Regions from separate parts of the Homo sapiens genome. Here regions 2, 3, 4, 5 and 6 are each linked to region 1. A link is a loop called in an ENCODE intact Hi-C map of the cell type or tissue named here. Cell type or tissue: CD4-positive, alpha-beta T cell. All regions are shown on one strand. Region 1 overlaps CDHR3 (cadherin related family member 3). Region 2 overlaps ATXN7L1 (ataxin 7 like 1). Region 3 overlaps ATXN7L1 (ataxin 7 like 1). Region 4 overlaps ATXN7L1 (ataxin 7 like 1). Region 5 has its middle 38 kb from the start of CDHR3. Region 6 overlaps ATXN7L1 (ataxin 7 like 1).

What was found. Peaks named below come from ENCODE experiments on the same cell type or tissue, not always from the same donor. Only the 100,000 strongest peaks of a DNase experiment are listed, where the experiment ranks them.
Region 2: it touches region 1 in a loop (11-fold over the local background); 3 of 110 quality-filtered maps call a loop at or near these places.
Region 3: it touches region 1 in a loop (5-fold over the local background); 5 of 110 quality-filtered maps call a loop at or near these places.
Region 4: a loop joins it to region 1, with 6 times the contacts of the local background. A loop is called at or near these places in 25 of 110 quality-filtered maps.
Region 5: a loop joins it to region 1, with 7 times the contacts of the local background. A loop is called at or near these places in 16 of 110 quality-filtered maps.
Region 6: a loop joins it to region 1, with 2.7 times the contacts of the local background. A loop is called at or near these places in 6 of 110 quality-filtered maps.

Annotation. Positions count from the first base shown.
Region 1 is chr7:106,020,903-106,024,902 of GRCh38, forward strand. It overlaps CDHR3 (cadherin related family member 3), which reads left to right. Exons shown (of 19, transcript NM_152750.5): 14 at 1,296-1,546; 15 at 3,479-3,660. Among named protein-coding and RNA genes, the nearest start is that of CDHR3, 60 kb to the left of the region's middle. In CD4-positive, alpha-beta T cell, no CTCF peak of the experiment used is centred here; DNase peaks (open chromatin) are centred at 1,409 and 1,759; H3K4me3 peaks cover 1,122 bases; H3K27ac peaks cover 1,840 bases.
Region 2 is chr7:105,847,390-105,851,389 of GRCh38, forward strand. The region is part of intron 2 of ATXN7L1 (ataxin 7 like 1); the gene reads right to left. Among named protein-coding and RNA genes, the nearest start is that of ATXN7L1, 27 kb to the right of the region's middle. In CD4-positive, alpha-beta T cell, no CTCF peak of the experiment used is centred here; a DNase peak (open chromatin) is centred at 2,262; H3K4me3 peaks cover 898 bases; H3K27ac peaks cover 2,558 bases.
Region 3 is chr7:105,690,058-105,694,057 of GRCh38, forward strand. All of the region lies in intron 3 of ATXN7L1 (ataxin 7 like 1), which reads right to left. Among named protein-coding and RNA genes, the nearest start is that of EFCAB10, 110 kb to the left of the region's middle. RefSeq lists enhancers at 1-544, 545-1,220, 1,221-1,896. In CD4-positive, alpha-beta T cell, no CTCF peak of the experiment used is centred here; DNase peaks (open chromatin) are centred at 1,174 and 2,114; H3K4me3 peaks cover 1,944 bases; H3K27ac peaks cover 1,454 bases.
Region 4 is chr7:105,758,528-105,762,527 of GRCh38, forward strand. All of the region lies in intron 3 of ATXN7L1 (ataxin 7 like 1), which reads right to left. Among named protein-coding and RNA genes, the nearest start is that of ATXN7L1, 120 kb to the right of the region's middle. In CD4-positive, alpha-beta T cell, a CTCF peak has its summit at 1,884 (motif pointing right); DNase peaks (open chromatin) are centred at 1,884 and 2,404.
Region 5 is chr7:105,922,836-105,926,835 of GRCh38, forward strand. No RefSeq gene overlaps it. Among named protein-coding and RNA genes, the nearest start is that of CDHR3, 38 kb to the right of the region's middle. In CD4-positive, alpha-beta T cell, no CTCF peak of the experiment used is centred here; a DNase peak (open chromatin) is centred at 2,176.
Region 6 is chr7:105,676,446-105,680,445 of GRCh38, forward strand. The region is part of intron 3 of ATXN7L1 (ataxin 7 like 1); the gene reads right to left. Among named protein-coding and RNA genes, the nearest start is that of EFCAB10, 97 kb to the left of the region's middle. RefSeq lists enhancers at 2,487-3,426, 2,560-2,699. In CD4-positive, alpha-beta T cell, no CTCF peak of the experiment used is centred here; DNase peaks (open chromatin) are centred at 1,566 and 2,646; H3K4me3 peaks cover 2,117 bases; H3K27ac peaks cover 2,899 bases.

The sequences.
Region 1 (4,000 bases):
TGACTGCCCAAAGGCCCAAGAAAAGGGTGAACCCCCCAATTCCTGACTACAGTATGAGTCATAAAGCATATTAGTGTTGTTAGAAAAAATGCAGTCCAACTTTTCGACCACCTCTTTTCCTGAAAGCTGGTAGTGGGGGCAGGGAATCCCAGTCCTCTCTCTGGATAATAATAGATTAAATAGATTAAGTGCGTTTTGAAACGTGTCCTCAGGAATTCTCTTCTGCTCCATTCATCTTCTGTCTTTAAAAATATACCATCGTAGGGAAAAAAGAGCACCCCTCAATGGAAATTAGACCAAAATAGCTCATCTAATGAAGTGCTGGGGCCAGAGATTTAAACCCAAACAAGCAGAACAATTCCACGTGAGAGAGTAAAAATCCATCCCTGCTGCCTGCTGTGCCCTTGGCCGAGCAGGAACTTGAACAGTAGGAAGCCTCTCGAGCTGGCTGTGTCACAAAACCCAGGGGCAGAAACTGCCTCGAGACTGCAGTTGCCGAAGATGGAAACAATCCATACTGAGAGCCCTAAGGCCTTTATGGAGCATTTTGCTGTTAAGGGAGCAAAAATTGCATCATCTCCTGCTCCATTTACTGGTGTTCAGTCGGTAATGAGTCTGGAGCCAGTGGAGGAATGAGCGGGCATGTGCTTGGGCTGGCAGCCTCTCTGCCCCAGGCTCCCTGAGCTGAGCCATGAGCCCCAGCAGAGCTGTGTGTGTGTTTGGGGGTGTGATGGGGTGGGTTCAGGAGGACCTGGGACTGCAATTCCCGCAAAGCCAGGAGGCACCTTCCTTTGGAGGACTCCAGGGACAGCCATAACCAGTGTGACCCACTGGGTCCTGTGAAAAGCATGCAGTGAACTTGGCCTATGGCTAGGGATGTGACCTATTCTACCCTCTTGAAACCCACTCATTTGTTTGAGTGTGAATTACACGTGTTGTTACCAAATAATTGCCGGATGAGAAATCAGAAGGGGCTGCACCAGGGTTACAAAGTCTCTGCTTAATACTCAGCAAGATGGCACCTAGGCTAAGGGTGTTGTACTATTGTCCTTTTCTACTCAGCCTTGTTTGCAGCCACACTGGTTGTGAGCAAGAGTTTCTTTGTACTAATGCCATCTCTGGTGCAGTTAAAGCCTGTAGCATATAACTAATCCAGCTCTGGTGTATCAGAGACACAGTCTACACTTGAGGTGTGGACATTTGAGAAAAAGATTGAATGCAGTTTTCTTCTAAACCTTTATTTCTTACTCTCTTTTCTTCCTTTTACCAACACCCCTGCATCAAATCTCATTTAGGTAACGTCAACAATCATTTCACCTTCTCTCCCAATGCTGGTTCCAATGTCACACGCCTGCTGCTTACATCTCGCTTTGACTATGCTGGTGGGTTTGATAAGATCTGGGACTACAAGCTACTTGTCTACGTAACTGATGACAACTTGATGTCTGACAGGAAGAAAGCGGAGGCTCTTGTTGAGACAGGAACAGTGACACTGAGTATTAAAGTCATTCCCCACCCAACCACTATCATCACCACGACCCCCAGGGTAAGGGCTTTAGGACCTGGAATCCCCAGGCACATTCCCTTGTGAGTTATGTTGATGGACTTCTTTCCCCGGCCTGGAGGTATGTGGGGTGGACTGAAGAGTTGAGGTATTAGGATGTTGCCAAAAATGGCAACCATGGGCTGGACTGGAGTAGCTGCAGGGTGGCAAAAATCTGGTGAGACCTCAGACTCATAACCGCTAACTCAACCACTAACATTTCCTGTTCTGGTAGAGAAGAGTGTGTTGTTTGTGCAGAGACTTGTGAGAGATCAGACCTCAACCATCTGTGTGGCTTGTGGCACAGGAGCTGATTTCCATGGGCATGCTGCCAGTTGCTACCTTCACAACCCCTCTCTGCTTGTTCAGAAGAGTCTTTGCAAGTCAATATCCATGAAATTAGGTTGCTTGCTTACTGCTGGGTGCTCTTTCCCACATCTTTTGAAGAATCACCAGGTACCAATCTGTACCCTACACCCCACCTCCGCTCCAAAAAAATTCATCCAATCTACAAATATCGATTTAATGCCTATAGTGTGCCAGTCACTTTAGCAAACAAGCCAAAAATGATCCCTGCTCTCAGAAAGCTTATTGTATAGGCGAGTGATTCTCTAAGTGCGGTCCCTAGACCATCAGAATCAGCACCACCTGGAAACTGGTTGGAAATGCAAATTCTCAGGCCCAGCCTAGATTATTAAAGTTATAGGTTACCCAACCATGATCATCACCATGACCTCCAGGGAAGGATGCTGGAACCTGGAATCCCCAACTCTATCCCCTAACCTAATGAATCCGAAGCTCTGGAGGTGGGGTCCAGTGAGCTGTGTTTTCAATCAGCCTTTCAGGGAATTCTAATGTGCATTAAAGTCTGAGAGCCACTGATCTAGAGGGGGAGATAGATTACAAACAAGTATTCAAATTGACAAAGTAAATACAGACTGTGGGAAAGGGTAGGAAGAAAATGACCAGGTGCTATCACAGAATTGGCCTGGAGAAGGAAGGGAGAGCCTTGAATCTGACAACAGGATTATCTTCCCTGCCCCTTGGAGGAACTGGCTTGCATCTATGCTGACTCATCTGTCCCCTTTCTTCCTCCTCCTCTTCCTCCTCCTCCTCCTCCTCCTAGTAGAAGCTGCACCCCTGGTCAGCAGCCTGATACCTGCAGCATGCCAGAAGGAAGATAATCAGAACCTTAGAGAACCCACTATGGAGGTGGCCAGCTTCTTCTCAGAGTCTTGCCAGGAGCTGGTTCATGCTTCTCTCTCCCATGCTCGAGTCAATATGACCCCAGTGAATGGAGGCATATGGCAACCCTAGGACTTTCCTTGTGGGAGGAGCTGGTAGGCTCTCCTGAGTGAGGAGTTCCCACCTTTCTTGGGCTCAGAGCATGACCTGATTGTGACATCTCCAATCCTGAAACCTCCGTAACTTGTTTGTTATCTGTCTCCAGCTCTAGGAAGCAGATGCTGAACTTGAGGCTTTGCTGTGATATCAGCCCACTGCTCTGGCAGTGGCAGCTTGTAGTTGAGAAAACACTGAAAAGCCTACAAGGCATTTAAAAAAACAACTTTCGTGGCTTATGCTGTCTCGGTGAGAGACAATGGCTATATTCGTCCCTGGGTTATGCCCAGATATGGCAGAAAAAAAGCCAATGGAGTTTTTTTTAGCTTTGGGGAAGGGGAAGACAGAGAATAAAATAAGGCCTAGAGTTGTTTTTCAGTTCCCTAAAATTTCTGGGTTTTGATCTAATGGATGTCTGCAAAGACTATAAATAAGGTGATGGGTTGAAGCAGCAAGAACTGTGAGCACACAGATGTCCAACTTATAGAGCAATAACAATAACAAAGAGTGGAATAAACACTCAACACGAGAGAGTGCTGAATGTCAAAATCACTACCACCCTCTACTCACCCTCCCTGCTCTCTGTTGTTCAAGCCCAGGGTCACCTATCAGGTCCTGAGGAAAAACGTTTACTCTCCATCTGCATGGTACGTGCCGTTTGTCATCACTTTGGGCTCCATATTGCTTCTGGGTCTCCTCGTGTACCTGGTCGTCCTATTGGCCAAAGCCATCCACAGACACTGCCCCTGCAAGACTGGGAAGAACAAGGAACCTCTGTAAGTTGCCAGTGGGCTGGGCCCTCTTCCCCACCTCCTTTAGGACACTGTTTCTGGTGACATCAGGAGAAGGAAAAATGGAGAATCAGGATTTCTCTACAAGGCAGGTTGCCTGGAGTGAAGGCAGGAAAAGGAGATACGGGGGAAGGAATCCCAGCTCCCCTCGGTCCTGGTGCACTTTCTTTGTCACCTGCTAGGCCAGGAAACCATCCTTTTGGCTTTCCCTGGCAACCTACTCTGTCCTTGAGGCTCTTAATAAGACTGGGGCATCAACCTTCTGATGACCTTGCCCTGGATAAAATCTTCAGCAAAGCCCTGTTGTAAATAGCGATAGAATATG
Region 2 (4,000 bases), 170 kb before region 1:
AAAACAGTCAGACAGGACCTCTAGCAACAAGGAGAAAGCATGCAGGCTGGAAGCCTAGAGAACAGGTCCAGCTGAGAAATAATGTACAGCAGCAAGGGCAGGTAAAATCAGGGCAGGGTTGACTCTTCTAGAGCCAACCAACAGGTCCAGATGTGGATGGTGCTAAGGAAGACCTAAACTGTAAAACTATTGTTTACCCCAAGAACAAGAGCTCAGGACAGTAGAAAGTACATGGGTGGTAGAGATGAACAGATCCAGGTTCAAATCCTGGCTCTGCCACTTATTAGCTGTGTGATCTTAAAAGAGCTTCTTAATTTTTCTCTGCCCCAGTTTACTCGGCTCTTTGCAGGGTGATAAGACTGAAAGGCTAATATATATGAAAAGTGCCTGGCATATAATAGTTGTTCAGTAAATGGTAGTTTTTATTATTAGTACTGTCTTGTCAGCATAACTATTCATACGAAATGGCCCCTGCCAGCATTCAGTAACACCTGCCATGTGGTTTGAGAATTATCTGGAAATTTCTATTTTCCTAGCTACTTTGGTCCTATAGGCAAGATTGGATAGAAAATGTTTGAGCATTAAGATTTCCTAAAACTCATGTGATCCAAATATGACAGACATGGGTAAGTTAGCCTTAATCTATAGAGGGCTCTTAGAAAACAATGGGAAAAAAGATTAATAGGCCAATGGAAAATTAAGCAAAAACCATGAAAAAGCAACTCATATAAGAACATACACAAAGCTAACGAAATGTTCAACCTTATTAGTAATCATAAGAATGAAAACTAAAATAAGATAACATTTGAACTTATTAAATCATCAAATATCTGACAATCTTTGGTGAGATATTGGCCAGAGTTGGGAAAACAGCCACTCTCATACACTCCTGATGGGAGTATTAATTGGAACAATATTTCTAGAGGGCAATTTAGCAATGAGTATCAAAAGCCTCAAAAACAGCACACTCTTAGACTCAGCATTCCACTTCTAAGAATTTATGCTTTAGAAATAATCATGAATGTGTGCAAAAATTTAGCTACAAGGATATTCATTTGATTGCAATATTATTTTTAATAATGAGAACCTGAAAACAACCAATATATCCAATGACAGGGAATTAGTTAAATAAATTATGAAATACATTTACAATGGAATACTTAATAACTAGGAAAGGTACTCACCATAATCAACATAATACAAAATTATCCCATTTTTGTAAGTTACAGGAAACAAACAAAAGGTCAGCACTGGTTAATTCCAGATGACAGGGGTATAGGCTAGCTTTTTTCTTCTTTTGTTGATGTGCATCTTCTACAGTGATCACATATCACTTTTGCATGAAGAAAAAGCATCATTAAATAAATCTACTCATGGAGGTCCAGGCCCTCCATGATTGCAGCTCCGTGCACCCAGCCTAGAGCATGCTGCTCCTCGGCCCAGTGACTATTCTTCTAGCCTCCAGTTCCCTCAGCCTGCCAGCCCAGAGTGTGTTCTCAGGGCTGGGTCACTGCTTTCTGCTCCTCTCTGGGCCCTCTCCCTGCACTGCATGGCTCTAGACTCAGGTCTGCCACTAGCTATCACCCCAGTGGATCACTTGGTCTCCTCACCTCCATTCCTCCACCTGCAAGTCCCATGACCTAAGGCTTATCCTCCACTCCTAACCCCACGACACAGCAGTCTGAAAATAAAACTGCTCCACTGAATTTGACCATTATTGCACCATTATCACCACCCTATTATTAGTCCATCAGAGGGGACAGGCCATCACCACTGGCCTGAGAGGAGATGGACAATCTCAACAGGGCTTGGAGGTGTGATTTCACTTCCCTGCCAAGGAGGTGGCAGAAGGCTGGTCACCACACCAGGGCGTCACTCCTTGACAACACCACAACTGCCCAGAGTCCGTCCCTACGTAGTGATATGCAGGTGGGGAGGGCTCTGGCAAGAAGTTAGTGTAACCAGATCCCTTCTGACAGACCTGAGATGCGCAGGAATTCTTAAGGGCAAGAGGGTCAAGCCTGGTTTTCTCCCTGAATCTCCACCCAAACACCAAAACACCAGGGCTGGGCCCCCGCTAGAAGATGTGCTGCTCATGGGTCATGCAGGCTGTACTGAAAGACAACAAGTCACAGGAAGCTGCCTCTCTTACAGGGTGGTGCCGTCCTGTGGTTTCCCACCCTCTTGGAGGTGTAGCCATTGTTTGCTTGGTTTCATGACACCTCTTCTCCTCCTGAAAGTGCTGTATGTTGATTTTCCTTCTAAGTGAAGTGAACACAAATGATTCACCAGGGGCCCTGAGGTCACTGGGGCTCCCTGAGGATGTTCAGGCCCCTGAATGACAATGGGTGCTCTGAAGTCTGGGCCACTTCCTTCCCTCCTGCTTCCCATCTGAACTTAGAGGCAGATTAAGCCCCAGCTGCTCTCAGCTCTTTAAACAGAGTTGCCCTGATGGGCTGGCAAGTTCACACATACCTGCACCTTCTGAGGCTACCACAAGAGCTTTCTGTGACTCTTCAAATTTCATGCTTTATCTTAAAAATTAATGCAAATTTTCCTTGATACTCTATTTTTGCCCTACTGTATTTTATTAATTCTAAGCTGCACTCACCCCCACTTCCATTGTAACATCTTTAAAATCAGGATGTCTTAGAATCCACAGTGGCTGTAGTTTAATTGGCAGTGCTTTTTCTCAGTGTTACATAAAATAACAATGTATTTTCTGATAAATGGCATCTTAGAGTTGATGAAATATAATGATAAAAAAATACTTTCCTGTAGAATTAGAGTTGAACTGACATTCTGAAAGATGTGCCACCACGTTTGCACACTCCTGGCTCCCTGCCTAGGGCCCTGGTTTAAGGACCATTTCCAGATGTCATTTCCTCATGCCTGTCATGCCCCATGGCATCGGGAATACAGCCTTCACCAGCACACTGTTCCCACAGGAGAGGACCATGAGGAAGCTCATCCTGAAGGACACCCCCTAGTCCTCTGTTCCAGGGGCTACTCAATGGCAACCAAAGGAAATGTTCACTGCGCATTTCCCATGGGCCATGCATTGAGCTAAATGCTGTGTGTTCACTTCCTTCAACTTTGCCAACAACCCTATGAGCTACCTGTGATATCCCATTAAGCAGATGGGAAAAATAAGGCTGTGAGAGGTTATAGGACTTTCCTCTGTGCTGAACCCAGATCTCTCTGACTTAAGAGGCCTAGCACTGATCCCTGTGCCTCCTGAAGAACGAGCACAGAGCGAGCATGGGCTTCTGCTGCAAGACACTGTGGTGTCTCCTTCTGCACAGAAGGGGTACCCATGCTCCATATGGCCTGCCTGTTTGGAAAGTGATCCTCACTTGCCTGCAAGAGAGTCCCTCTCAGGAGCTCCCGGTTTCCCATCTCCCCAGACTCTGCAAATGCCCTCAGTGGGGGCCCTGGTGTGTAGGCTGAGCTGGAGGACAAGATACAGACAGATCTCAGAGATAATGAAAGTCAATATCAAAAGGGGCAGAAAGCCATCTCTGCCCCCAGGATATGTCACTTCAGTTCTTATTCCTTCCTGCTGCCCCGCTTCCTTATAACTTACCTCTTCACCTAGACACTTCCAAACTCAACTTCCCACAACACCTCCCTCCCCTTGCTCTCAAATTCTGGCTCGTTTTTTATGTGTATCCCACAATGATTTACAACCCTGAAACTAACCCAGGGAAACCACTGGATTTCTCAGACCTGCCCTCTCCTCCAGGCAATAATACCAGCTACCATTTTTCTGACCATCTATAGGATGGCAGCTGGTGACTTATCCCTAATCTTCCTAGGTCTGGTCCTGTTGTCCAAATGAGCAAGCAGAGGAACAGAGAGGCAAGGTAGCTAGCCTAAAGTCACACAGCAAGCAAGCAGCAGGGCCAAGAAGTTAGCTAAGGTCTGACTGCAAAGCTACGCCTTTCCCCCTGCACCATCGAGTTCCTCGACGATCAACTATACGCAGAGATGGGACTGA
Region 3 (4,000 bases), 330 kb before region 1:
GCAATGGCGCGCTCTCGGCTCACAGCAACCTCCGCCTCCTGGGTTCAAACAATTCTCCTGCCTCAGCCTCCCGAGTAGCTGGGATTACAGGCATGTGCCACCATGCCCAGCTAATTTTTGTATTTTTCGTAGAGACGGGGTTTCTCCATGTTGGTCAGGCTGGTCTCGAACTCCCGACCTCAGGTGATCCGCCCGCCTCAGCCTCCCAAAGTGCTGGGATTACAGGCATGAGCCACCGCGCCCAGCAAAAAAAAGCATTCATATGAATGAGAGAAACATGGAGGAGAAAAGAAAGCCTCTCTTGGCAGCACTCAGCAGTTAGAACTATGTCAAGCCTCATCCTAATGGTCACATTTACCACCTTGGAAATTTCCGTTTTCACTGTCCGTTCTCATTCATGTGATGCTGGGGGTGGGGTTGGACCCATCTGTGTGGGACTCAAGGTCTTGGATCTAAGCAGACCCGCTCCTCAGAAGGCCTTCCGTGAGGCCTAAATGATGTTTGTCGTCTTCTCCTTCTTTTGCGATTTGTTTAGTTTAAAATATTTAACCCGAGGCACAATGAAGTGTCTCATTTACAAGGTTCTCCCGGACCATTAGACTGGGACTCCACATTCATTATGCTGATGAACGCGCTACTTACTCATGCAAATTCCAAGAGCGGCAGACTCAGAGATGGGAGGTGCTCAAGGTACGATATCAAGGGCTGATTTAATTACACAGCCATTCAGTGGGACAAGCACGGCAATTTTTAGCCAACTGTTCTAGTAAATATTACGGGAAACCCTTTTATAGAGTGCTAATTCCGGCTTAGTGTTTTCGCTAAGCTTTAGTTCTTACTCAAACATGCACACGGGCCCCCAAAGATGCTACCACCAGGCCAGAAAATCACACAGATAAAGCATGAGCCCATATGCCATCTTGCAGTCAATCATCCTTTTAAAAATGTTATAAATGTCTGCATATCACTGTCATTTAGGTGGGGACAAACTAAGGTCCAGTAACTTCCCTGTGTCTGTTCTTCCTCCGTCCCCCTCCCCCGTGACTCTGAGTCCTGCAGACCAGCCCTTGGGCATGTTTTGGGTCACCAAATGCCACTGCTCCCAGGAGTTTGACAAAACAACCGCTGTAAACTCATTTCAGACGTTTGAAACAATACCCAATCACTGCATCCACCCTCGAGGAGCGCCCCAGAGGAAATGGCATCATTACTTTCATTTTACTCCGTTTGTGAACGACTAAAGGAAAACAACACGTCCTAGGACTCTCGGGAACGTTATTAAGTGACCCCTAAGAAATTAATCATCAAGAGCTAAAATAACCCTCTGCTGCACATACACCGCCGTTTCTCTAAGTGGAGAAACAAATTTCACTTTCCACAGTTGGAACAGAAACTCTTATGCATCCCCGTTTCTTCAAAAAAAAGTCTATAAATAACCTAGGATCAGCAAAATTATGCAAAACATCCTGCTAGAAGAAGAAATGTAAACTAAAACCACTTACAGAGAGACTCAGGCTGCCAACTTAATCTGATGCTACGACGACTGTAAACATGTTGTACTTTTGGAACCTGAAGCGATCCACATTAGCACGGATGTCAGTAAAAAAAAAAAAAAGAAAAAAAAAAAGAGAGAGAGAGAGAAAGAAAAAGGAGGGAAAAAAATCGCAACGACTAAACAACAACAAAAGCCCAGCCCCAAACAGAGCAACGTGATACGGTATTCTGCACGGTGCACAGCCCGACGGCTGACCAGCTGCAGTCAATACCAGCTATCCGCGCTTGCACACGCCAACTGTTTTGACTACACGCACTTGTTAAACACGGAGTTTCAGGTCCTACCAGTTGGACACCAGAAGTTCATAGAACTGACCCAGTGCCAAGAACAACAAGCACAGAAAGCGAACCGGCTGCCTCGTGCGGGTGTTTTTGTTAACTGTTTATGCAAGCCCCAAAGCAATTGGGTAACAATTACGAATAAAAAAGAACTTAAATTACAAAAGCAAAAGATTACCACCTTGAAGGAAATGTAGATATTGGCAGCTGAAGGACAGACGTCATGCTACTTTATTGGTGGGGTGGGTGGGTAGTTTTCAGAGAGAACTGGTTGGGGGAGGGGGAGGTGTCACATGACACACTGCGGTTATTAGCAGAAGGAACTGGGTGCTTCCTCGAAGCATCTTTTAGAGATTGACTTAGATTTTGCAAATGTGGAGGCTTTGCTGCACATGTGGGGGTGATGGCAGGAGCACTAGAATTTGTCAGTTGGTAAATCCCATAGGAGAAGAAAGGGACATGCTGGATGAATTTCTTTCTTTCCTTCCTTCCTTCCTTCCTTCCTTCCTTCCTTCCTTCCTTCCTTCCTTCCTTCCTCCCTCCCTCCCTCCCTCCCTTCCTTCCTTCTTTTTTTGAGATGGAGTCTGGCTCTGTCACCCAGGCTGGAGTGCAATGGCGCTATCTTGGCTCACTGCAACCTCTGCCTCCTGGGTTCAAGCAATTCTCCTGCCACAGCCTCCTAAGTAGCTGGGATTACAGGCATGCACCACTACGCCTGGCTAGTTTTTGTATTTTTGGTAGAGATGGAGTTTTGCCATGTTGGCCAGGCTGGTCTCGAACTCCTGACCTCAAGCGATCAACCCGTCTCAGCCTCCCAGAGTGCTGGGATTACAGGTATGAGCCACCGCACCCAGCTCTTTCTTTTTTAGAGACCTTTTGCTCTGCCACCCAGGCTGAAGTGCAGTGGTGCCATCAGAGCTCACTGCATCCTTGAATTCCTGGGCTCAAGCGATCCTCCCGATTCAGCCTCCTAAGGAGCCGCACCACTGCCCTTGGCTAATTTTTAAATCTTTTGTAGACACGGAGTCTTGCCACCAGGCTGGTCTCAAACTCCTGGCCTCAAGCGATCCTCCTGCTTTGGCCTTCCAAAGCACTGGGATTACAAGCATGAGCCGTCATGCCCAGCAGAAACACTTCTTAAATTGCTTATTTTAACAGGCTTTTCCATTTTTCCCAGAGTGCATCAAGCAGTATCTCACTGTAGGACCAAGAGAATTAACCAAATAAAATTTTAGTTACCTGAGGAGTTCAGAAAACAATTCCAAGAGAACCTGGGTGTGGACGTAAGAGTGAGAAATTTTTTTTGTTTTTGTTTTAAATAGAGACAAGGTTTCTCTCTTGCCCAGGCTGGAGTGCAGTGGTGCCATCATAGCTCACTGCAGCCTTGAACTCCTGGGCTCAAGGAATCCTTCTGCCTCAGCCTCCCAAGTAGCTGGGACTATAGGTGTCTGCCACCATGCCTGGCTAATTTTTAAAGTTTTTGTAGAGACAGAATCTCACTATGTTGCCCAAGCTAGTCCTGAACTCCTGGCCTCAGGCAGTCCTCCCGCTTGGGCCTCCAAAGTGCTGGGGTTACAGGCTTGAGCTACTGTGTCTGACCGAGTGAGAAATTTTAAATTGCTGGGTGGACTTAAATCTAATGCCCCATCCATCCATCCATCCATCCATCCATCCATCCATCCATCCATCCATCTAATTTGAAGAATAAAATGTCACCCCCTTCCCACTCCACAGGTTTTGGGGAAAGTAATGAGTAAGTAGAAACAGGCTGTTTGGAAAAGCCACTGTGACTGTGGGCCAGCTTCACCTTTGTTTTGGAGAGCAAAGGTTGCTCTTCTGGTTACGGGGCCACCAGCGCCATGGTGGTGAACAGGAACCCACATAGTGGCTTTCTCTTTCCCCTCAAAGTAACCCACATTTTATTACCAACTATATATAGAAATTGTTTCACTGGGATCTGAAATGGAGCCACCCTGGAGTGAAATGCAGCAGTTGCCTGATACATCACAGGAGAAGAGCAAAGGCAACTTAGCACATCCAAGACCAAGGAAGGAGCAGGGGAGGAAGAAGTCGGGAGCAAGAAGTCTGGGGTGGGGAAAGGAGGAGGGTGGAAGGGATGCAGCAAGAGAGAAGTTTCAGGTCCTGAGGGAGAAGTGAGCCTTTTTTT
Region 4 (4,000 bases), 260 kb before region 1:
GGGTTTGCTCCTTTGGTAGCCAGTGGAGGACAGATCAGTGGTGACAGGTTCTGGCTCTGTGGCCCCCTGCCATGCCACTCTGAAAGGGGGCCCTCCCCTGCCTGTGCCTAGGCCTCCCTGGCCACCACCCAGTTTTTCCATGAGGGTCTACCGCAGAATGCAGGTGTGAAGTCTTTACTCTGTACCTCCCTACACTGCCCAGGGTAGAATGTGCTGGTTCTTCTCAGGACTGTGCCATCTGTAGATAGACCAGGGCCTTAGCCTTCCTTCTTAGCAAACGAAGTGTATCAGTTCATAGGAAACCACTCTGCTGATGACACTCAACATCTGAACACAGGACAGTAAAAAAGGCCCTTGATTTGGGAGGTACGGGGAAGAGAATGGAGACAGGCACGATTCTGTCTTTACATCTTGAGCCATCCCTGCGGAAGGGGGTCCGTGGGGTGGCCGGGGGTGGTAAGGCTTCAAATCCTTTCTTTGAACCATTTTAAAGTTTTCTTGCATGTTGCCTCCTTTCCCCATAAACCCATGTAACACATCACCAACTACTACACAGAAAATGTTAAATATATAATAAATATACTAAATTATATAAAAATATTATTTAGTGGCCTTTTTTTTAGTTTATTCTTACTTTTTTTTTTTTTTTAATCCAGGTACCCAATTTTATCAGCCACGTTTGGAGTAATGGGTTGATGAATGTTGATACAGTCATGGGGTTTCATTTATTCATTATGTCTTCCTTCTTCTGTGGGAGGCAGCGCTGAGATGATAAATGCTGGGCTCAGATCCAGCTTGGGCCACTCACTCCCAAGATTCATACACAAACAGACCAGCTTGATCAGGGCCCAGCAGGGAGGTGAGGCTTAAACCTCCTCGCTGGAGGAGGAGCCAATAAGAAGACTGGCAGCTTGGATAGTGAGTGTGTGTGTGTGTGTGTGTGTGTGTGTGTGTGTGTGTGTGTATGTCAGAGTGACCTATCCCAGGTGGATGCTGGGAGTGGTGGCAGGAAGTGGGGTGTGATCAGAGAGACAGGAAAATGCTCAGAGAAATGTGTGATAGCTCAGATAGGTCTCAAACCACAAGGCCCTGTCTACACATCCAGCACGATTCCTTCTGGAACACAGGGAGTTAAAGATGAAACAACTCTAGAAACTGAAACCAATTATCCATGGCAATTTATTAAATAACTAAGGTTTCTAGGCCTTATTAAAATAAATGTTTAGTGTATTTTCTTATTCTCTGACATTCAGTTCTTTACTTGTCAGCACCTGCTGGCAGCAGCTGGAGTAATCTTACCAATTTTGCCATATGTGCAAATCAATTTGATTTCCGCCCCCCCCAAAGATAGAAATCAGTAAAGTGATTAAGTTACAATTAAGGCATGTCATTGAAAGCCCAGATAACATGAAAAGGCTGAGGAGGAATCAGCTGGAGGTCACCAGTGATTTCCTTCCACCCAGGTTAAATGATTTTCCCCCCTCATTCTCCTGCCTGCTCTACTGCATGTGACACTGTGGATGAATCAACAAGCCTCCTCCTACTTCTGGGAAGTCTCTCCTTTTTCTGGCTTCCATCATGCTTTCCATATGCCAAGTTCTCCTCTTGTCACTCATACTGGCCCCCTAACTGTTAATCTGTCTGTCCATCTATCCAACCATCCACCCATCCAATAGATGTTTAATGACCCAGTGTGTCATGCACTGGGAAAAGTGACAAAGGATATTTATGTATGGTTTTACAGTTAAAAAAATGCTTTTCCATATATTATTTAATTAAATTCCTGCTACAACCATATGAGGGGGCTGTTAGGATCCCCATTATTTTATATATGAGGAAACAGGCTCTGAGAGGATCTGCAATTTATTTAAAACAGCACAGCCAGCAGGTGGCAGGGTCTAGACATGAATTCAGGTTTTCATCCCATTAAGAATTCCTAATGGTACTCTCCTATATACTGGTGAGGTATAATTTCTCAACTAGCCTCACTGTTCCTAATGAAATGTCACGCTCCAGCTATCACGTATTAACTGAGACTATGTTAGGCTCTGAGGGATGCAAAGACTGAGTCCCCATCCTCACAGAGCTTGTGGCTGAGTTGGGAAGGCAGACATTAAACATTTCTGTTCACACAAGAAATACTTGTTTTCAACATATAAGGGAGAGCTCATCTAGTTGTGAAAATTAGGGGAGTCTTCCAGAAGGAAGTAATCATTAAGATGCAGTCTGAAGGATGAGTCAGAGTTAGCTTTGGAAAGCGGGGATGAAAGAAAATCACATGTACAGAGGGAAAAGCATGTATGTGCAAGGGCCTGTGGCAGAAAGACCCAATGTGCTGAAATTTTGAAGGCCAGCTTGACTGGAATATAGACAATGAAAGGGAGCCTGGCACAGGATGTGGCCCAGACCACACAAGACTTTGTAGCCATGATAATGATTTTTACTTTTAGCTTAAGAGCAAAGGGAAGCCACAAGTCAAGAGAATGACATGATGAACTTTGATTTTGATTCTGACTTCTGCGTGCAGAATGAATTGTAGAGGAGCAAGAGTGGAAGCAGGAACAGCTGGAAGGCTTTTGCAGTTGTCCAGGTGGGAATTGATGGCAGCTTAGACCAGCTTTGTGGTGGTGAAAATGAAGAGAAGAACCCCACAGGTACCCCCTGCTCTGCTCAAGCCCATTTCCTTACTAGATCCTGACACCAGAGTGTGCTCACGAATTTGCAGTGAATGGAAGCTTGTCCACACTTCAGGGCTCTGCTGGAGTCTCCTCTTCCAGGAAGCCGTCTCCAGACAATGCCAGTCCTCTGAGATCTTTCAGAAGTTGTACGTCTCTTCTGCGTTTTCCATTCTCACACCTGATGCTTCTCTATGGCTTGGCTGCTCTCTGGTCCACTCCTGGAGATGCCTTCATTTCTCCTGTTGTCTTGCTTTCTCCCTTTGGAAAGTAAATGCTTTGTTGGCATTTGCTGAATGGTATCAACATGGCTCCTTTGGAAATTATATTTGTAAATGATTACTCATGCCAATTGCCATGTTTCCCCCTAAATTAAACACTGGTTGCTTAAATGCGTCTTCATGATCTTGTTCTATCAAAATGTATGTCCCAATTTTTCCATTACTTCCTCTAAACTCTTTTCCATATTTCTCCTAGTAGAAAGCAGTTTCAGGGGGAATGGAATGGCGGTGGGGTGGGGGCAGGAGTGCAAGACCTGAATTCCTATACCTTTTTAATGGGGTATTTGATTAATCCTTTTCATGGGCACCATTATTCATGCCTTGATAGAATCTCATTTTATAGCTCTTAATACATGGACCCAATTTATCCACATCACATTGTATTCTAATACTTGTCATCCAAGTTATTAGCTATCTCCTTCTCAGTGTAAAATCATCAGTAAGTTTGATTAGCTTATTCCCTGGGGATGATAGGGGAGATAAGAACAGACACAGTACAATATGACCCCAAGGGCTCTGCATTCTCAAAAGAAGACTGCTACATGGAATCCATTTATGGAGCCAGGGTGGCCAAAACAAACATCCACCCCATGGGAGGGACTCTGTGCAACCCAGGAGCTGTAGCCATGAAGGGCTGACTGCTGCCATTACTGGCAGGACTGAGCTATCATCCTAAGTGGGATTTTAATAAAAAATAGTGGGGTTCTTCCACCACCTGCTTAACACTCCCTCCCAATGACTTTCCTGAGAATCACAGCCCAGAAGCTTCTCTTTACTCCTTGACACCCTTCTGCCTTCAATCCCTGTTCTTTTCCTACTGGGCACCTGGCAGGGCGGACAACCTAGAAGGAGATGCACAGTGCTGTGTACTGCTCTTTCTCCAGCACAGCCTTGGGTCTAAGCCTCCAGCCCTGTCTTTCTCTTCTCTGGAACCAAATCTGAGCCTTGGGACTCATAGGTGGCTTTGCTTTTGTAAGCAAAGTCACTCTTTAGCTTGAAAGAGAGAAGGGGCCTGCACAACCCCTATAGGATGGTAGGCTCCAA
Region 5 (4,000 bases), 98 kb before region 1:
TTGAACATGCTAAGTTTGTGGGAATTGTAACAGTAGCAATGGGAAATGAATACACCTTTTATACAGTGGAGGATGACTAAATAATTTATTTTGAAAATACAACTGTCACAAGGATGAAATATTCATGATCACAAATTGGTGCATTCTTAACTGTGGATAATTATGTATGAAGCCAAATTGTAATAAAACTGTTATTTGCCAAACATAGAAACCTTGCTTCGTGACTAGGCTGAGCCCAGAGTGTTATTCTCTTCTTCTGCCTGTTATGTATCTGGGCAATTGTAGGGCCTTTGCAGGTGAATCCAGTAGAGAACATGCTAAGAATGAGCAGCAGTCATGCATGACTGTATCATTGAAAGCCTTCTAGCCATTTTACAGCTTCACCTCCGTGGTTTTATTTTTTCAGAGGGGACTGAAGGAGATGAATGGATAATAAACTATGGCTAAAAACTTGGTCTGGATGAACTCTTTGATGCGGGGCATCAGGGGGGTGGGGGTGATGGGTGCGTACCATGGGATCAGTAGCCCTGCACCAGCTCAGAGGTATAATTGTGAGGCTGGTGGAAATGCTCATCGGGGAGAAGGAAATCAGGATCACAGCTTCTGAGGACTGAACATGCTCTCAAATATAGAATCATTAATGGCCTTGGCATTCATGGTGTTAGCCTTGACTCAAATGAGAATGCCTCGACCCTTCCCAGGTTCTCCGAGGCCCCTAAGTAGACTGTCACTGGGACTTGGGGACATGGAGCTCAGTTAATGGCCTCTTATTTTTACTATGCCATAGCATCCACCTGATTTCTGGAAGGCATTGCTTCACTTTCATAGACAGAAGATGTAACGACTGCCACGAAGATCCCTGGAGCTCTGCCTGGCGATTCTCACTCCCACTGGGTAGCTGACAAATTTTCCCTGAGAAGACATGGTTTCCTCCAGCAGCAGCAGAAGGAGTCATGGGTTTTTCTGTTTCATGGCTCAAACTGTTGTGACTCGGAATTATACTAGGACAGGGCCCTGACTTATTCTTCTGGGCTGGGCTGAGTAAGGCCTGGCTGAGTGTAGCTGGGTACACAGGTAGGGGTGGAATCAAAGCTGGAGGTACCCATAATGCTGGTTAGGAGGATAACTAGCTAGAATAAGGTTGGCAAGAACTGGGTGAGCAGGGATAGGAATTAAGACTGAGGACTGGGCTGAGGGTAGGTCAGGGGTTCTGGCAGCAACACAGCTGGAATGAATGGAGAAGCACACAAACAAAACCAAGCTAAGAAGAGCCTAGATCAAGCTTGTCCAACCCATGGCCCACAGGCTCCATGTGGCCCAGGATGGCTTTGAATGTGGCCCAGCACAAATTTGTAAACTTTCTTAAAACATTATGAGATTTTTTGGTGATTTTTTTAGCTCATAACTATTGTTATCATCTCCAGAAGGTGTTCAATTTACCTTGTCTAGATCCATTAGAGGAATCACTGTCTATGACAGCTGTAGCTTTATGAAATGTATTATATTTCTTAAATAGTAAAACTTGAAAGTTGAAATTATATATTGATCCATGGGCTGCAGAATGAATGTTGTGTTAGCAAGTATGAAAACATCATTAATCTCCTTACACATCTCCATCAGAGCTCTTACGTAACCAGTGCATTGTCAATGAACAGTAATATTTTGAAAGGAATCTTTTTTTCTGAGTAGGTCTCAACAGTGGACTTAAAATATTCAGTAAAACCATGCTGTAAAAAGGTGTGCTGTCATCTAGGCTTTGTTATTCCATTTATAGAGCACAAAGCAGATTTAGCCTAATTCTGAAGATCCCTAGGATTTTTTAAATAGTGAATGAACATTGGCGTCAACTTAAAGTCACCAGTTGCCTTAGCCTATAACAAGAGAGTCAGTCTGTTCTTTGAAGTCTGAAGCCAGGTATTGACTTCTCCTTTCTAGCTATACAAGTTCTAGGTGGCATCTAGATGGCATCTTCTCCCAATAGAAAGCTGTTTTGTCTAAGTTGAAAATCTGTTGTTTAATGTAACCACCTTCATCAATGATCTTAGCTAGATATTCTGGATCTTGCACTTTTATGTGCACAAAGATGTCTTTTATGTTAACTAGATGACTTCTTTCCTTAAACCTCATGAACCACCCTCTGGTGGCTTTAAACTTCTCTTCTGCAGCTTCCTCACCTCTCTCAGTCTTCATTGTACTGAAGAGACTTGCTCTGAATTAGGCTTTGGGCTTAAGAGAATGTCGTGGCTTGTTTGATCTATTTAGACCACTAAAACTTTCTTCATGTCAACAACAAGGCTGTTTCACTTTCTTATGATTTGTGTGGTTACTGGAGTAGCAATTTTAATTTCCTTTAAGAACTTTTCTTTTGCATTTACAACTTGGTTAACAGGAGCAAGAGGCCCTGCTTTTGGCCTGTTTCAGCTTTGGGCATGCCTTCCTCAACTAAGCTTAGTCATTTCTAGCTTTTGATTGAAAGTGAGAGATGTGTGATTCTTCCTTCCACTTGAACAGTTAGAGGCCATTATAGGGTTATTAATTGGCCTAATTTCAATATTTTTGTGTCTCAGGGCATGGGGAGGCCTGAGGAGAGGAAAGAGATGGGAAAATGGCTGGTTTCTGGAGCAGGAAGCACACACATATATTTATTTATTAGGTTTGACACTTTATATGGGTGCAGTTTGTGTCACCCCCAAACAATTACAATAGTAACATCAAAGACCACTGATCACAGATCACCATAGCAGATATAATATTGAAATATTGCAAGAATTACAAAAATGTGAGCCAGAGACATGAAGTGAGCACATGCTGTTGGAAAAATTGCACTGATAGGTCTTGCTCAACACAAGGTTGCCACAAACCTTCATTAAAGAAAAAATGCAATATCTGCAAAGGGAAATAAAGTGAAGTGCAATAAAACAAGGTGTATCTGTAGTTGTGCTGCTGCAAAAATTATCTGTGCTCTGTCTATTCATCCTTTCCCCCTCCCAATCCCTGGCAACCACTGATCTTTTTCCTGTCTCCATCGTTTTGCCTTTTCCAGAATGTCATACAGTTGGGATAATAAAGACAGTACGTAGCCTTTCAGATTGGCTTCTTTCACTTAGTAGTACACATTTAAGCTTCTTTCATGTCTTTTCATGTCTTTTCATGGCTTGGCAACTCATTTCTTTCTAGTACTGAATGATACTCTATTGTCCGGATGTATCGCAGTTTTTAAAATCCGCTTACCAACTCTTAACTTTTAATCCAGTGATTTTCAAACTGGGGCCTTTGGAGATCTGGGCTGAATGTGTATTCTTGAGGACTCAAGAGTTTTAGAATTTGAGAGATAACTAGCCAAGCATATAGTATGTGCTCAATAAGTATAATCATTAGTGACAGAATTACGACTATTGTAAAAGAAGCTACAAGTGTTGTGAAGCAGGGCTGGGTGGGGCATGTGTTCACAAGCGTTATCCCAGAGAGGAGAGGCATGTCAACGGGATTTGTAGTCAATGCTGTTTATTTGCAGCTGGAGAGGGTTTGAACTTCCTGGACAGCTGCCTGGGGCTGCCCAGGCTTCAAGGGCCACATTCCTGGGGCAGATGCTGGACACTGCTGTGGCCTGACAGTTTCTGACAGCCCCATTTTAAAAACCTGGAACATTTTCTTACCTTGAGTTTTCTGGCACTGTTCCCTTGCTCAGTGATTTTCAGAGATTACGGTGTGATTCCTCAATTACCTCTGAAAGGTCTTCCTGTTCCCTGGGCTGTAATTCATGGGGCCTGGAGACCTGAACTCATTTGGGCTGCTCGGGGCTCCCTAAATCTCTGTCCATCCATCTTTAGCTTCTGTTCTCTCTTAACCATCTGTGTTCTGCTCCACTAATATTGGAGATTTTGCTTCCAGATGGCAAGGCTAGAGTAAAATTGCAGCTGGGCAGTGTCATCATCTGTTCCACCATCTACCCCAGGCCATCACCTTCCTTTGTTCATCTTCTTACCTGAAACACAATTTT
Region 6 (4,000 bases), 340 kb before region 1:
GGACAGGTATGGCAGACAGCTGGACCTGGGCACGGGGGAGCCACAGACCCCAGGATCTTGGGGAGAAGATCCATGAGCTGGGATTCCCCATATTTAAAATACCTGATAGAATGGCTGGGCATAGTGGCTCACACCTGTAATCCCGGCACTTTGGGAGGCCGAGGTGGGTGGACCACTTGAGGTCAGGAGTTCAAGACCAGCCTGGCCCACATGGGAAAACTCCGTCTCTACTAAAAATACAAAAATTAGCCAGGTGTGGTGGCATGTGTCTGTAATCCCAGCTACTCGGGAGGCCGAGGCAGGAGAATCGCTTGAACCTTGGAGATGGAGGTAGCAATGAACCGAGATTGCGACACTGCACTCCAGCCTGAGAGACAGAGTGAGACTCTGTCTCAAAAAAACAAAACAAAACAAAAAACCCCCCAAAACAAACCTGCACATGTACCCCTTGAATCTAAAAGCTGAAATTTTAAAATAAATACATAAAAATACCTGAACAGCTGGACCGAATCTTCCCAACGCTGTCTTGAGGCAGCATCAGTGACCTTTGCCCTGGTGCCTTGAGCTAAGGCCTCATGGCTTGCCAGGCCCCGTGGAGGGAGGATCCTGGCTGCAGGAGGCAGAGCAGGTGCCAGGCTGCACTTCCACATCAGAGAACACACAGTGCAGCAGCCACTTCTTTACTTTTGGACAGCAGGGCCAGGGCCCCCAAATCTGTGATTTTTTAAAAGGTCCTGAGGTGATTTTCATGCTCCATGAGCTTCGGGAGTCACTGGAAATGCCGACCAAACATGCTGTCTTTGGAATCAGAAAGATCTGGGCTCAAATCCCAGCTCTGTCACTCATTAGCTCTGGGACTTGGGGAAATAACTTAACCCCCTGAGCCCCAGTCTCCTTACCTGTAAAATGGGGACAATAATACCCACATCATGGAGTTACAACAGGACAGGTGCTCGAGTACACTGAGTCCCTCATCTTAGCGCACATCACACGCTGTAATTACTGGTTTACTGGTCTAAGTGTCCTGTGCCTGGACACACCCAGAGGGCAGGTGTCCTGTTTACTCTTTTATCTCCAGCGTTTAGCACAGGGTTTTGCCCTCAAGAGCACTCACTCTATTCACTGTGGAATAAATGGGTGTTGGGAGGATTGATAACATGTAGAAGGTGGCTACCACAGTGCCAACTCATGGGAGACGCTTAACATTAAGTTCCCCTGATACATGATAATGTCCATTAAAAACACACACACAGGTAGTAGCTTTCCTCAGTAGGCAGTTCTCAGCCTTATCCCTGCCCCTGAATTAAATTAGTCCACTTACAAGAATCCTATGGGAGCACACTGTTTAAGGACCACAGGCTGATAAGAGAGGCCACCACTGCTTTATTTCTATCTGTACCAGTGTCTACTTTCAACAGCACAGGGCCATGGTCTCTTATAAGAGAAGGTGAAAAGTCTCCACTCACTGCTAAGCTCATGGTGTCGCTCAGAGCCACTCACCCCACAGACTGTCGTGGTCCCACAGCAGCCACTAATAACGGAACCATTTCTGTTCTCCTTGGAGTGGCAGTTGGCAGCGGCAAACAGGAAGTTGTCTTGAAGTAGGGTGTGGTTATGCCCTGTCAACATATGCGTACAGACACATACTTTTTTTTTTTTTTTTTCCTTTCTGGCCCCCTTTTCTCTCCCTTCTTTAGAAGCAAAAGGTCTGAGTTATTTTGGTGAAAACAAACTTTTTACATGATTTAAGATCAACCATCACTACCACACAAACAAAAACCCAGGACAGAAAGGGGCCTAAAACACAGCAAAGGGTCTATTTTCCTGCCACCAGTCACTCGCTTGTGGCATTTAGTTAGGAACTGACTGTGTGTGTGAGTGGGTGTGCTTTTTCCCCTTTATTTCTCTGGGCACACAGGAAACAGAGCCCTAGCTAGAAACCAGCCAGACACGCTGCCCAGCATCCTAGTGAGCCCGTCAGTCCACCTGTGGGCCAGTCGCCTGCGTTGATTCAGGGCCTGCAGTGTGCATGCACTGGACAAGGACCATCGTGGACAGGAAAGAAGGAAAAAACCAGGGTGCTAGTTTCAAACAATTTGTACAGTTTGAATAGAAAGGACCCTGAACATGTCTTAACACAAAGTACATATAAAAACAACAAAGAAACACAATGACTGAGTAGATAAGTGCACTGAGTAGATAATACACGGACATAAACATGGGGCGTTGGGGTTGACACGCCGGGAAGGTTCATTGCAGCTGGCTTCCCGGTGCTCTGAAAGGTGTGCTAGAAAATTTTCCACTCCACTCCTTCTCAGGCCGGAGGCTGGTGCCTCCAGAAGGGCTGTCCAAAATAGACTGGTCCCCAACCCAGCCTCCTACTCCTGACCTCTTTCTGAGGCAGCTACTCTCCCCGCTCCCCGCCTCAGCCCTGTCTCGGCTCCAGCTCCAGCCCACAGCCGGAGAGCACTGTCTATGCTAACACTCATTTTGCTAAATGCCTCGTGGGCTGCCAGCATGATCTGCCTGCCAGGATCTCTGTTCCGTGACCTGCGCCCAGCCCCACGCCGTCCTGTGTGGCCCTCGTGCCCTGCGCTCACACTTACACATCCCGGGGAGGCTGCCTTGCCGTTTGGATAAGGAGGCTGACACACGCTGGGCAACGCGACTCGTGGTAGTAGATGTTTCCTGGCTCCTGGATGAGGGCCCTGGCCAGTCAGAACGCACCACTTCCCCTTTAAGAGAGCACGCCCAGACGAGATTAGGGAAAGGCAGAAAGAAAAGCCCGGAACAGTCAGGGTTGTATCCTGAATTTGGCAGATGAACTTGGGTATTCCTGAACCACACACACAAGGTGTGGTCAGAGGCAGCAGGCTCCTCAGAGGAGTATCAGAGCCAGCGCTGTGTGTGCAGGGCTGGGCCTTTCCGCAGCCCTGGAGCTGCTGTCTGTCTGGCCTGGGTCCCCGGTCCCCAGGCAGCCTGAAGACACCTCAGGCCTTCCCACTCCCTCTTCGCTCAGGGTCTGACCATCTTGATAGGCAGAGTCCACTTCATTACCTAGCACTATGCCTTAGAGAGAGTAGAGAGGTCATTATAATGATTGGAAAATACTTTTGTGGGTTGTTGGAACTATTGATTTAAGCAGGGAGATTTCATTCATTCTGGATATTTAGAAAGTTTGGTCCCTGATCTTGGCCAAGGACAGTAGATTTGGAGGGGGGAGAATGCCTACCAAAACAATGGTTCACAAAGGCCACACGTTATATGAAATGTCCAGAATAGGTAAAACCATAGAGACAGAAAGCCGACTTGTGGTTGTCAGGGGCAGGCTGGGAAAAGAAGGCGGGGGGAGTGACTGCTTAATGGGCACAGGGTCTTCTTTAGGGGTGATGGTTGCACAACATTGTGAAGGTACTCAATACCACTGAATTGTACATTTTAAAATGGTTAATTTTCTGTGATGCAAATTTCACCTCAATTAAAAAAAAAACAGTGGCAAAGTACGCTTTGCGCATCTTTATCTTCTGCTAGGACCTCTCCTGTGTGGCATCCAACATTTCTTTGCAAAACCTGGTTATTACCTGATGAATATTAAATCAACCTTAGATAAGGGGTACATGCCTTTTAGTAAAAAAAAAAAAAAAAAAATTAAACCTTTAAGACACAAAAGTATTCCAAGACTCAGAAGTATGATTTTCCTGGAGAATTTTGGACTGTGGGGAGACAGCACTCCCTCACGTCATGATCACATACTTCCTCTCATCACACACAAGCTAGGCAGAGCCTACTAGGCATTAGAGAGATTAGAGAGGGCATTATAATGACTGCCTATGTAAGATGGTCTCCTGTGGGGACCATCCCTTCAGCCACTTGAAAACATAACCAAAGCCAGAGACAGTGAGTCCCCCGTGGGAGAATTATTCAGGGAGAACATGACTGGACTTCTGGGTTCTTGGCTTCCTTTTCCCCTCTTGTTGAGAGAGTTTCTTCCCAGAATTGA